Regions from separate parts of the Homo sapiens genome. Here region 2 is linked to region 1. Evidence: chromatin contacts called from ENCODE Hi-C or POLR2A ChIA-PET data. All regions are on one chromosome and are shown on one strand. Each heading gives the region's core, a stretch centred on a gene start or an enhancer-like site at or near the end of the contact. The rest is flanking DNA. Distances are from core to core; before and after follow the strand shown. Region 1 has its middle 44 kb from the start of PSME4. Region 2 has its middle 43 kb from the start of ACYP2.

What was found. Hi-C counts contacts between places; a loop is a spot of excess contacts on that map. ChIA-PET counts read pairs that join two places held with the same protein, here RNA polymerase II (POLR2A).
Region 2: a loop to region 1 is called in a map of Jurkat, with 2.7 times the contacts of the local background. The contact joins two enhancer-like sites. A Hi-C loop is called at or near these places in 1 of 168 maps with a recorded cell type or tissue (Jurkat). POLR2A ChIA-PET finds 5 or more read pairs at or near these places in 3 of 52 experiments (HEK293, WTC11 and naive thymus-derived CD4-positive, alpha-beta T cell).

Annotation. Positions count from the first base shown.
Region 1 is chr2:54,011,721-54,017,906 of GRCh38, reverse strand. It overlaps a transcript of ACYP2 not described here. Among named protein-coding and RNA genes, the nearest start is that of PSME4, 44 kb to the right of the region's middle. Within about 2 kb of position 3,811, at least 5 of the 41 ENCODE cell types and tissues checked have a DNase peak (open chromatin) inside an H3K27ac peak, as active enhancers do.
Region 2 is chr2:54,069,418-54,075,804 of GRCh38, reverse strand. It overlaps a transcript of ACYP2 not described here. Among named protein-coding and RNA genes, the nearest start is that of ACYP2, 43 kb to the left of the region's middle. RefSeq lists an enhancer at 1,409-2,608. Within about 2 kb of position 1,769, at least 3 of the 41 ENCODE cell types and tissues checked have a DNase peak (open chromatin) inside an H3K27ac peak, as active enhancers do.

The DNA.
Region 1 (6,186 bases), core at 2,562-5,061:
ACAACAAAGTGAGACCCTGTTTTGAAAAAAAAATTTTTAAATACAACAAATAGTAACACACGCTCACTGATAACTGCCACTCCTTCCACTCACCCCTGACTACCAAACCCACACACACGTAATACAGTAGCCTGTGAGATGCCTGTACTTACTCACTCAGCAAAAGATCAAGGACCAATAATACAAGATGGGGATAAAGGAATACTATTTTTCATAAGAATTACAGAGCCACTGACTCCTGAACTACGTCTATCTATAAGATTGAATGCAATAGTATCAGAAATATATTTTAAAGAAATTTCTATGGGCTGAATGTGTTTTCCAAAATTCATATGTTGAAACTTAATGGCCTGGCCAGGCACAGTGGCTCATGCCTATAATCCCAGCACTTTGGGAGGCTGAGGTGGGCAGATCACTTGAGGTCAGGAGCTCGAGATCAGCCTGGCCAACATGGTGAAACCCCATCTCTACTAAAGATACAAAAATTAGCCAGGCGTGGTGGTTCACACCTATAATCCCACCTACCTGGGAGGCTGAGGCAGGAGAATCACTGAACCCGGGTGGCAGAGGCTGCAGTAAACTGAGATGGTGCCACTGCACAGACTGAGACTCTGTCTCAAAAAAAAAAAAAAAAGAAAAGAAAAGAAAAGAAACTTAACGGCCAATATGATTGTATAAAGAGAGGGGGCCTTTAGGAGGTAATTAAGACCTGAGAGCTGATCCCTCATGGATGTGATAAGGGCCCTTACAGAAGGGCTTGAGGGAGTGGGTCCATTTGCTTTTGCTCCTCTGCTACGTGAGGACAGTCCTTGTTCCCTTTTGCCCTTTTCAACCCTTCTGCCATGTGAGAATCAGCAAGAAGGTCCTCAAAAGACACTGAAGGGCCGGGCGCGGAGGCTCACGCCTGTAATCTCAGCACTTTGGGAGGCCGAGATGGGTGGATCATGAGGTCAGGAGATGGAGACCATCCTGGCTAACACGGTGAAACCCCATCTCTACTAAAAATACAAAAAATTAGCCGGGCGTGGTGGCGGGCGCCTGTAGTCCCAGCTACTCGGGAGGCTGAGGCAGGAGAATGGCGTGAACCCAGGAGGCGGAGCTTGCAGTGAGCCGAGATCGTGCCACTGCACTCCAGCCTGAGCGACACAGCAAGACCCCAACTCAAAAAAAAAAAAAAAAAAGACACTGAAGGCAGGTGCCTTGACCTTGACTTCTCAGCCTTCAGGACTGTGAGACATAAATTTCTATTGTTTATAAATGACCCAGTCTGTGGTGTTTTTAAATAGCAGCACAAACAGACTAAGACAGAGATCTATTAGAACCTTCATTTCTAGAACACTCACTTATATAAAACTCTTCTTTGGGTAATGATGCATAGTCAAATGTCACTGAAATAACTGCACCCTCATTAGGGTGTGATGAAAATCCAAACAAAGACACGTGAGCACATTGCTTCCAGTTTCTCCCTGTTTGGCCTTAACTCCTGCTTGGTCAGAGAAATTTGAGCCTTATAAATTAGCAAGCCTCTTCTGAATTAAAAAAAAAATTAATAAGAATGTAACTAATGAATCAAAAAACTAATATATGCACTGTATTGTGTTAGGCATTCATGAGTAGGCAAGGCTACATATTTTTTTTATGGCACTGGGAGGGCTACAGATGTTTACAGAATGAGACAGCACTGTGAGCTAAGCCAGGCAGCAGTGGCCTCCAAACAGATGTGGAAACTGAGCAGACAGACAAAGCAAAGACCATGAGCATACATCCCAAATATGCTTAGCATATTTGGAGAATAATTAAGTCAAGCAATTTAGGTGGAACAGGATATTAATATAGGAAAGACTGGAGAAGTAGGTAAGGTCCATCTTACTGTGGCCATAAAGGTCAGGCTGGGGCTTATGGCTTGTTCTGACAGCAATGAGAAACATTTAAAATTCTAGTTAGCTGGGTGTGGTATCTCCCAGCCATAATCCCAGCACTTTGGGAGGCTGAGGTGGGAAAATCACTTGATGCCAGGAGTTTGGAGATCAGCCTGGTCAACATAACAAAACCCCATCTCTCCAAAAATATAATGACAACTCAGTGTAATCTACTCTAGATTACAGAGTAGATTACAGCTGGGCCTCTCAAACTGTCACATGCATCTGAAATCACCTGGGATCTTGTTAAAATGCAGATTCTAATTCAGCAGGTTTGGGGCACAGGCTGAGATTCTGCCGTGTGTGTGTGTGTGTGTGTGTGTGTGTGTGTGTGTGTGTGTGACGGGGTCTCACTCTGTTGCCCAGGCTGGAGTGCAGTGGCACAATCATGGCTCGCTGAATCCTCCACCTCCCCAGGCTCAGGTGATCCTTACCTCAGCCTCAGGAGTAGCTGGGACTACAGGCACACACCACCATACCTGGCTGACTTTTTGTATTTTTTTTTTCCCTGGAGAACAATGGCACAATCTCGACTCACCGCAACCTCTGTCTCCCAGGTTCAAGCGAGTCTCCTGCCTCAGCCTCCCACGTAGCTGGGATTACAGGCATGCACCACCACACCTGGCTAATTTTGTATTTTTAGTAGAGACAGGGTTTCTCCATGATCAGGCTGGTCTTGAACTCCCGTCCTCACATGATCTGCTCGCCTCGGCCTCCCAGAGTGCTTGGGATTACAGGCGTGAGCCACCACACCCGCCTGTAATTTATTTACTTATCTTTTTTATCAGAGACAGGTTTTCACCATGTTGCCCAGGCTGATCTCAAATACCTGACCTCAAGTGATCTGCCCGCCTCAGCCTCCCAAAGTGCTGGGATTACAGGCATGAGCTACCACGCCCAGCAAGACTCTGACTTTCTAACTCACTCCCAGTGATAGCTAGTATACTGCTGCTCCCCAGACCCCACTTTGAGTAGCCAAAGATTAGGATATTGTCCTAAATTCAAGGCATCTACTACAATATAATATTGAAGTAGAAAGAGAAAATACACCAAAAACATGGGGGGCCAGATACAGTGGCTCACACCAGTAATCTCAGCACTTTGAGAGGCTGAGGTGGGAGGACTGCTTGAGGCCAAGAGTCCGAGATTGCTGTAAGCCATGATTGCACCACTGTACTCCAGCCCAGGGGACAGAGCAAGACCCTGTCTTGAAAGATAAATAAATAAATAAAAAGAAACAAAAAAGAAAAAAAATTTTTTTTTTACAAATTTATTATTATAGTTTGCTCATTTATTTGCAAGGAACAAGCATTTCTCACTCAACCAGCTGAAATAAAAAGAGCTTATTTAAAAAAGGCATAGGGGACGGCTGGGAGCGGTGGCTCAAGCCTGTAATCCCAGCACTTTGGGAGGCCAAGGTGGGCGGATCACTTAAGGTCAGGAGTTTGAGACCAGCCTGGCCAACGTGGTGAAACCCTGTCTCTACTAAAAATACAAAAAATTAGCCAGGCCTGGTGGTGGGTACCTGTAATCTCAGCTACTCGGGAGGATGAGGCAGGAGAATTGCCTGAAATGGGGAGGTGGAGGTTGCAGTGAGCCAAGTTCGTGCCACTGCAGCCTGGGTGACAAAGTGAGACTTCATCTCAAAAAAAGAAAGAAAGAAAGGTAAAAAAAGAAATAAAGTGAAGATAATCCTGACCCTAGCCCCACCCTCATCTTCACTGCAGGAGATGAAGAGGAAGGAAAACCACAGAAACTGAAAGGTTTGCATTCCCCAACCTGCCCTGCCTGCCTTAATTTTACTGAGTTTCTTTCTTTTTTTTTTTCAGACGGAGTTTTTTTGCTCTTGTCTGCCAGGCTGGAGTGCAACAGTGCGATCTCAGCTCACTGCAATTTCCGCCTCCCAGGTTCAAGCGATTCCCCTGCCTCAGCCTCCTGGGTATCTGGGATTACAAGTGCCTGCCACCACTCCCGGCTAATGTTTGTATTTTTAGTGGAGAAGGGGCTTCACCACGTTGGCCAGGCTGGTCTCGAACTCCTGACCTCAAGTGATCTGCCCACCTCAGCCTCCCAAAGTGGTGGAATTACAGGTGTGAGCCACCACACCCAGCCTCCACTGAGTTTCTTAAGCCTTCCATTGTAACCACAAATTGTTATCCAGTGTTCCCAGTGTGTCACTTCATTTAGTACAATTTCTCATTTCTCAGGCTAACTACTAACTGAATTCACTCACCTCTCTCTCTCTTTTTTTTTTTTTTCTTTTTTCTCTCTTGTAGTGCTTCTCTGTGTCTGGAACTGTTAAATAAACTCGTCATAGAACTTACAGTCAAGGATTTGTATAGAAGTGCAGGCAATAAATAATACATCGGTTAAAGTTTATTAGATGGTGGCCGTGCGCAGTGGCTCATGCCTGTAATCCCAGCACTTTGGAAGGACGAGGTGGGTGGATCACCTGAGGTCAGGAGTTCAAGACCAGCCTGGCCAACATGATGAAACCGCGTCTCTACTAAAAATACAAAATTAGCTGGGCATGGTAGTGCATGCCTCTAATCCCAGCTACTTGGGAGGCTGAGGCAGAAGAATCGGTTGGACCTGGCAGGCACAGGTTGCAGTGAGCCGAGATTGTGACATTGCACCCCAGCCGGGCAACAGAGCAAGACTCTGTCTCAAAACACACACACACACACACACACACACACACACACACACACACACACACACACACACACACATATTAGATGGTGGTAAATGTTATATTGACCAAAACATGGCAGGGGAAGGGAACAGAAATTGCTGAGGATGTGGAAGCTGGGGCGGGGGGTGGGGGCAGGTGGGGAGAGTTGAATTTAAAAGGAGCTCAGAGAAAGCCTCCCTGAGAAAGTGACATTTTGAGCAAAACCTTGAAGGGGTGAGGGACCGTGTCATGCATGCAGATAGATATATCTGCGAAATGTGTTTCCTGCAACGACAGTGCACGTCTTGAGGTAAGAGCATCTTGGCATATTCAAGGAACAGCTAAGAGCTGGCGTAACTAGAGCAGAGGGAGAGGGAGAGTGGGAGGTGAGATCAGAGAAGAAGACAGGTCAGAGCACTCAGGGCCTTGTAGGCTACTGTGAACACCAGCTTTCACTCTGAACGAGATGGGAAGCCACTCCAGCGCCAAGAGTGACTTGACCTGGCTTAGCTTTTAATAGGAAAACTCTGGCTGCTAGTTGAGAAAGAGGATAGGGGTAGGAGTGCCAAAGCTGGCCAAGCAACTGGGAGGCTTGGGAAACAACCCGCGCCAGACAGAGATGATGGATTAAAGGACTGTAGATCAGACGAGTAACAGAGGAGCTGAGGATAGAGGAGTCACCAGATTCTGGTGACTGACGGCCTCAGTGCTGTACCAAGAGGGAGAGTGTCATGCTTCTAGTCAGCATAGGGAGAGCAGAGAGACAAATACAAAATGCTTTATTGATTGATTGATTGATTGAGACAGGGTCTTGCTCATGCCTAGGCTAGAGTGCAGTGGCACAGTCATGGCTCACTGCAGCCTCAACCTCCTGGGCTCAAGTGATCCTCCGGCTTCAGCCTCCTGAGTAGCTGAACTACAAGCATGTGCCACCATGCCTGGCTAATGTTTATTATTTATTTATTTAGTAGATAGGAGCGAGGTCTTGCTATGTTTCTCAGACTGGTCTTGAACTCCTAAACTTAAGTGATCGTGTGAGCCACCATGTCCAGCCTGGGAGTATTTTTTTTTTTTTTTTGAGACGGAGTCTCGCTCTGTTGCCCAGGTTGGAATGCAGTGGCAAAGTCTCAGCTCACTGCAACCTCAACTTCCCAGGTTCAAGTGTTTCTCCTTCCTCAGCCACCTGAGTAGCTGGGACTACAGGCACACGCCACCACGCCTGGCTAATTTTTGTTTTTTTAGTAGAGATGCGGTTTCACCATGTTGGCCAAGCTGGTCTCAAACTCCTGACCTCAAGTGATTCACCAACCTCGGCCTCTCAAAGTGCTAGGATTACAAGTGTGAGCCACTTCACCTGGCCCCAGGAGTATTTTAAATCAGAAATGTTCATAGGTACAGTTCAAGTTAAAAAACTTTCCAAGGTAGACAACCTAAAAGCTAGAAGAGACTTGAAACCATTTAAAACTCAAATAAAATTCTCTGAAAGCATTTATGAATGTGACAAGATAACTTACTGAGCTACTCAAGAAGAAAATGCTCTAGAATGGAGAAACAAAGATTAGATTAAAAAAAAAAATACACCAAAAAAGATTT
Region 2 (6,387 bases), core at 520-3,019, 60 kb before region 1:
GTCTTGTTCTATCGCCCAGGCTGGAGTGCAGTGGCGTGATCTTGGCTGACTGCAACCTCGGCCTCCCAGGTTCAGGTGATTCTCCTGTCTCAGCCTTCTGAGTAGCTGGGATTACAGGCATGCACCACCACACCTGGCTAATTTTTGCATTATTAGTAGGGACGGGGTTTCACCATATTGGCCACGCTGGTCTTTAACTCCTGACCTCAGGTGATCCTCCTGCCTTGGCCTCCCAAAGTGCTGGGATTACAAGCATGAACCACCGTGTCCACCCTTTTTTTTTTTCTTTCTTTTTTTTTTTAATTTTGAGACAGAATCTCACTCTGTCACCCAGGATAGGATGCAGTGGTGCCATCTCTGCTCACTGCAACTCCACTTCCTGGGTTCAAGCAATTCTCATGCCTTAGCCTCCCAAGTAGCTGGGATTACAGGCATGTGCCACCATTCCCAGCTAATTTTTGTATTTTTAGTAGAAACGGGGTTTCACCATGTTGCCCAGGATGGTCTCGAACTCCTGAGCTGAAGCGATTTACCCTCCTAGGCCTTACAAACTGCTGGGATTTCAGTCATGAGCCACTGTTCCTGGCCTATTAGGAATTATTTTTATAACCTCCATTACTAAATCTGTTAATAGCCTAAGTAGCCTATCAGGCACACACCGTCCGTTGAACTTTTATTGTGAATAGCTACTATATTTAGAACTGCTTTTTAGGTGAATCAACAATGCCACTTCCTAAAGTTATCCAGTCACCAGGACCAATGAGAAAGTAGAAAGAATAGGCCATTATAATGATTAATTTTGTGTGTCAACTTGGCTGGGCCGCAGTGCCCAGATACATGATCAAGCATCATTCTGGATGTTACTGTGGGGGTATTTTGGGTGAGATTACGACTTACATCAGTGGATTTTGAGTAAAGCAGATTGCCTTCCATAATGTGAGTGAACCTCATCCAATCATTTGAAGGCCTGACCTCCCCTGAGTAAGAGTAAATTCTGCAGCCTTTAGACCGCAAGTGCAACATTGACTCATCCCTGCATCTCTAGCCTGCTGGCCCACCCTGCAGATTTTGGACTTGTCAATCTCCATAACTGTGTGAGCGAATTCCTTAAAATACATTTCTTTCTGTATATAAATACATCCTGTTTGTTCTGTTTCTCTGGAGAATCCTGTCTAATACAGTTACACACACACACACACACACACACACACACACACACACACACAAATTCTGTTCTATTTATATATAATTAACATACCATAAAATTCACCCATTTAAAATGTACAATTCAGTGATTTTTATAATATTCACAGAGTTGTGCAACCATCACCACAATCAATTTGGTTTTTTATTTACTTATTTAAAATAAAGTAGAGATGAGGTCTCATTGTATTGTCCAGGTTGGTCTCGAACTCCTGGACTCATGTGATCCTCCCACCTTGGTATTTATTTATTTTTTAGAGATGTGATCTCCCACTGTCACCCAGGCTGGAGTGTAGTGGCCCAATCATAGCTCATTATAACCTTGAATTCCTGGGCTCAAGTGATCCTTCTGCCTCAGCACACTAAGTAGCTAGGACTACAGGTGCACACCACCAAACCCAGCTAATTTTGAAAAATATTTTTTGTAGAAATGGGGGTCTCACTATGTTGGTCAGGCTGATATAAAACTCCTGGCCTTAAGCAATTTCCTCACCTCAGCCTCCAAAAGTGCTGGGATTACAGGTATGAGTCACTGCATCCGGCCTTGTTTTCATTTCTTTTAGGTATATACCTAGCAGTGGAATTGCTGAGTCATATGGCAACTCTATGTTAAACTTCTTGAGGAACTGCCAGACTGTTTCCAAAGAATTTGCACTATTTTTCATTCCCACCATTATTATATGCAGGTTCCAATGTCTCCACATCCATGCCAACACTTGTTATTTTCCATCATTTTCATTTTAGCCATTCTAGTAGGTATGAAGTGGTATCTCTTTGTAGTTTTGATTATTTTTCTAATAATGAATGACATCAGACATCAAGCAACTTTTCATGTGCTTATTGGCCATTTGTAAATCTTCTTTGAAGAAATCTTTGTTCAGACCTTTTGCCCATTTTTTAATCATTGTCTTTATTTTTGAGTTGTAATAGTTATTTACATATTCTAGGTATAAGTTCCTTATCAGATATAAGGTTTGCAAAAATTTTCTCCCCTTCTATGAGTTGCCTTTTCACTTTCTTGATGGTGGTGTCTTTTGAAACACAAAAATTTTAAATGTTCACAAAATCCAATTTATTTACTTTTTCCTTTTGTTGCTTGTGTTTTTGGTGTCAAACCCAAGAAAGCATTGCCTTTCCAAAGTCATAAAGAGTTACATCTATGTTTTCTTCCAAGAGTTTTGTACTTCTAGCTCTGGTAGTTAGGTCTTTGATCCATTTTGAGTTAATTTTTTTTTTTTCCTTAGGTATGGTCTCCCTACATTGCCCAGGCTGGACTCAAACTCCTGGGCTCAAGAGATCTTCCCACCTCAGCCTCCCAAGTAGCTGGGACTACAGGCATGCACTACCACACCTGGCTCATTTTGATTTATTCTTACATATGGTGTGAAGTCAGAGTCCGCCTTCATTCATTTGTATGTAGATACCCAGTTGTCCCAGCACCATTTTGCTGAAAAGACTATTCTTTTCCCATTGAATTGTCTTAGCGCCGTTGTCAAAAAATCAATTGACTGTAAATATAAGAGTTTATTTCTGAACTCTCAATTCTAGTCTACTGATCATAAGTCTAGCCTTTTGTCAGTACCACACTCACTTGATTAATGTACCTTTGTAGTAAGTCTTGAAATTAGGAAGTGTGAGTCTTTCTACTTTGTTCTTTCTCAAGATTGTTTGAGTACCTTGCATTTCCATATGAATTTAGAATCAGCTTAAATTTTCCACTTTTAAAAAAGGTAGCTGGGGGCTGGGCTTGGCAGCTCACGTCTGTAATCCTAGCACTTTGGGAGGCTGAGGCAGGCAGATCATTTGAGGTCAGGAGTTCAAGACCAGCCTGGCCAACATGGTGAAACCCTGTCTCCACTAAAAATACAAAAATTAGCCTGGCACAGTGGCACGTGCCTGTAGTCCCAGCTACTCAGGAGCCTGAGGCACAAGAATTGCTTAAGCCCAGGGGGCAGAGGTTGCAGTGAGCCAAGCCTGTGCTACTGCACTCCAGCCTGGGCAACAGAGTGAGGCTCTGTCAAAAAAAAAAAAAAAAGAAGAAAGAAAATAATGAAGGAAGGAAGGAAGGAAAGAAAGAAAGAAGAAAGAAAGAGAGAGAGAGAGAAAGAAAGAAAAAAGAAAGAAAGAAAGAAAAAGAAAGAAAGAAAGAATTTCAAAAGGTAGCTGGATTCTAGAGACTGAGGTGGGAAGATCACTAGAGCTGGAGTGGTGAAGACTGCAGTGAACTGTGATTATGCCACTGCACTCCAGCCTGGGTATAGAGTGAGACCCTGTCACAAAAATAAAATAAAATAAATAAAATAAGGCAGCTAGGATTTTGATTGGAATAGCATTGAATCTGTAGATTAATTTGGAAAATATTACCATCTTAATGTTAAGTCTTCTAATTCATGAACATGGGATGTCTTTCCATTTATTTAGATCTTCTTTAATTTCTTTCAACAATATTTGATAGTTTTCAGATTACAGGTTTGCACTTATTTTAATTCACTCCTAAGTATTTTAATTCCTTTTGATCCTTTGCATATGTAACTGTTTCCTTTACACCATTTTCACTTTATTTATTTATTTGTATTTGTATATATTTTTTTGAGACAGAGTCTCGCTCTGTCTCCCAGGCTGGAGTGCAGTGGTGCGATCTCAGCTCACTGCAACCTCCGCCTCCTGGGTTCAAATGATTCTCCTGCCTCAGCCTCCTAAGTAGCTGGGATTACAGGTGCGCGCCACCATGCCCACCTAAGTTTTGTATTTTTAGTACAGATGGGGTTTTGTCATGTTGACCAGGCTGGTCTCGAACTCCTGACCTCAGGTGATCCACCCACCTTGGCCTACCAAAGTGCTGGGATTACAGGCATGAGCCACCACACCCGGCCTAACGTCATTTTTAAATTGTTCATTGGAGTATACAGAAATACAATTGATCTTAGACCAACCTGGGCAACATGGTGAAACCCTGTCTTGTCAAAAAATTATCTGGGTGTGGTGGTGCACACCTGTAGTCTCAGCTACTCAGAAGGCCGAGGTGGCAGAATTACCTAAGCCTGGGAAGTCAAGGCTGCAGTGAGCTATGACCATACTACTGCACTCTCACCTGTGCGACAGAGCGAGACCCAGTCTCAAAAAAAAAAGACAGAAAAGAAAAACACAATTGATCTTGTATGCTGCAACCTTGCCAAACTTGTTTATTAGCTCTAAGAGTTTTTGTAGATTCCTTTGTATTTTGTACACACAAGATTGTGCCATTTGTAAGCAGAGATAGTTTTACTCCTTCCTTTCCAATCTGGATGTTTCATTTCTTTTTCTTACATCATTGTCCTGGCTAGAATCTGTAGTGCAGTGTTGAATAGAAGCCGTGAGAGCAAATATCCTTGTCTTATTCCTAATCTTAGGAGGAAAGCTTTCAGCCTTTCACTATTAAGCGTGATGTTATCTGTGGGTTTTTTGTAGATGTTTTTCTCTAAGTTGAGAAAATTCCCTTCTATTCCTAATTTATTGCATGCTATTATCATGAAAGGGTGTTTGGATTAGTCAAATAAAGAAAAGCTTTTGAGGCCGGGTGCAGTGTCTTATGCCTGTAATCCCAGCACTTTGGGAGGCCAAGGCAGGCAGACTGCTTGAGCTCAGAAGTTTGAGACCAACCTGGGCAACATGATGAAACTCTGTCTCTGAAAAAAACAAACAAACAAACAAACAAACAAACAAATAGCTGGGTGTGGTGGCACATACCTATAGAGCTACCAGGCAGGCTGAGGTGGGAGGATCACTTGAGCCTGGGTGTTGGAGACTGCAGTGAGCCATAATCGTGCCACTGCACTCCAGCCTGGGTGACAGAGCTGAGACCCTGCCCCCACCAAAAAAAAAAAAAAAAATGGAATAGCTTTTGAAAATAATGTGAATTATATTTTATTTTCATTTAGATATCACTTAAAATTAGAGCATAGCTTACAAAGTAACTAGAGTTGTTAAGAAGGGTTTCCCTGGAACACAGAGGGCTGAATTGGTGCAGTGATCACCAATTCTGGAATATGTGTTAAATAACTCTGGGGTTGAGGATTCATAAAAGAGCTAAGTAAGTGGGGAAAAATCTCACCTATAGAAGCACAGTAAACAATGCAGAGGAACGGCAGATAGTGTGCTCTGGTTAGGTGTAAAATTCATCCTCATGAAACCACTTAACCAGCATTTGACTTCAATGTAAATCACTGGAATGATTTAACATGAATAAGAATTTCAGAATCCTTATTATAAGCCATTTTGTCAATTATGACTGGACACCTGCAGAGCAGATTCCACATGTATTTTTTCTTTCTTTCTTTTTTTTTTTTTTTTTTGAGATGGACTTTTGCTCTTGTTGTCCAGGCTGGAGTGCAATGGCACAATCTTGGCTCACCACAACCTCCAACTCTCAGGTTCAAGAGATTCTCCTGCCTCAGCCTCCTGAATAGCTGGGATTACAGGCATGTGCCACCATGCCCAACTAATTTTGTATTTTTAGTAGAGACGAGGTTTTTCCATGTTGGTCAGGCTGGTCTTGAACTCCTGACCTCAGGTGATCTGCCCACCTTGGCCTCCCAAAGCGCTGGGATTACAGGCATGAGCCACTGAGCCTGGCCCAAATGTATTTTTTCTTAAGAAGTAAAACATCTTGAGATTTAACTTATGCCAGAGAAGTATTCTGGGTTAAATATTCCCAGCACAATATCTTCTCTCTTTCATTAAAATCTGCATATTTTAGTGACTAATGTTTTTAAACACATATAACTTGCTAACTACAATTATGTCAATTACATAGCTAAATTCAAAAACTTAGTGGCCAACTAGCATATTCATCAGCTGGTCACCCTCAATGTGTTCAAAATATGGTAGCATCATGTGAATCTTTCCATTCATTCTGTATTTTGCTTTGTTTTGTTTTTGTTTTTTTTGTTTTTTGTTTTTTTGAGACGGAGTCTTGCTCTGTCACCCAGGCTGGAGTGCAGTGGCGCAATCTTGGCTCACTGCAAGCTCCGCCTCCCGGGTTCATGCCATCCTCCTGCCTCAGCCTCCCGAGTAGCTAGGACTACAGGCGCCCGCCACCACGCCCGGCTAATTTTTTGTATTTTTAGTAGAGACAGGGTTTCACCGTGTTAGCAAAGATGGTCTTGATCTCCTAACCTCGTGATCCACCCGCCTCGGCCTCCCAAA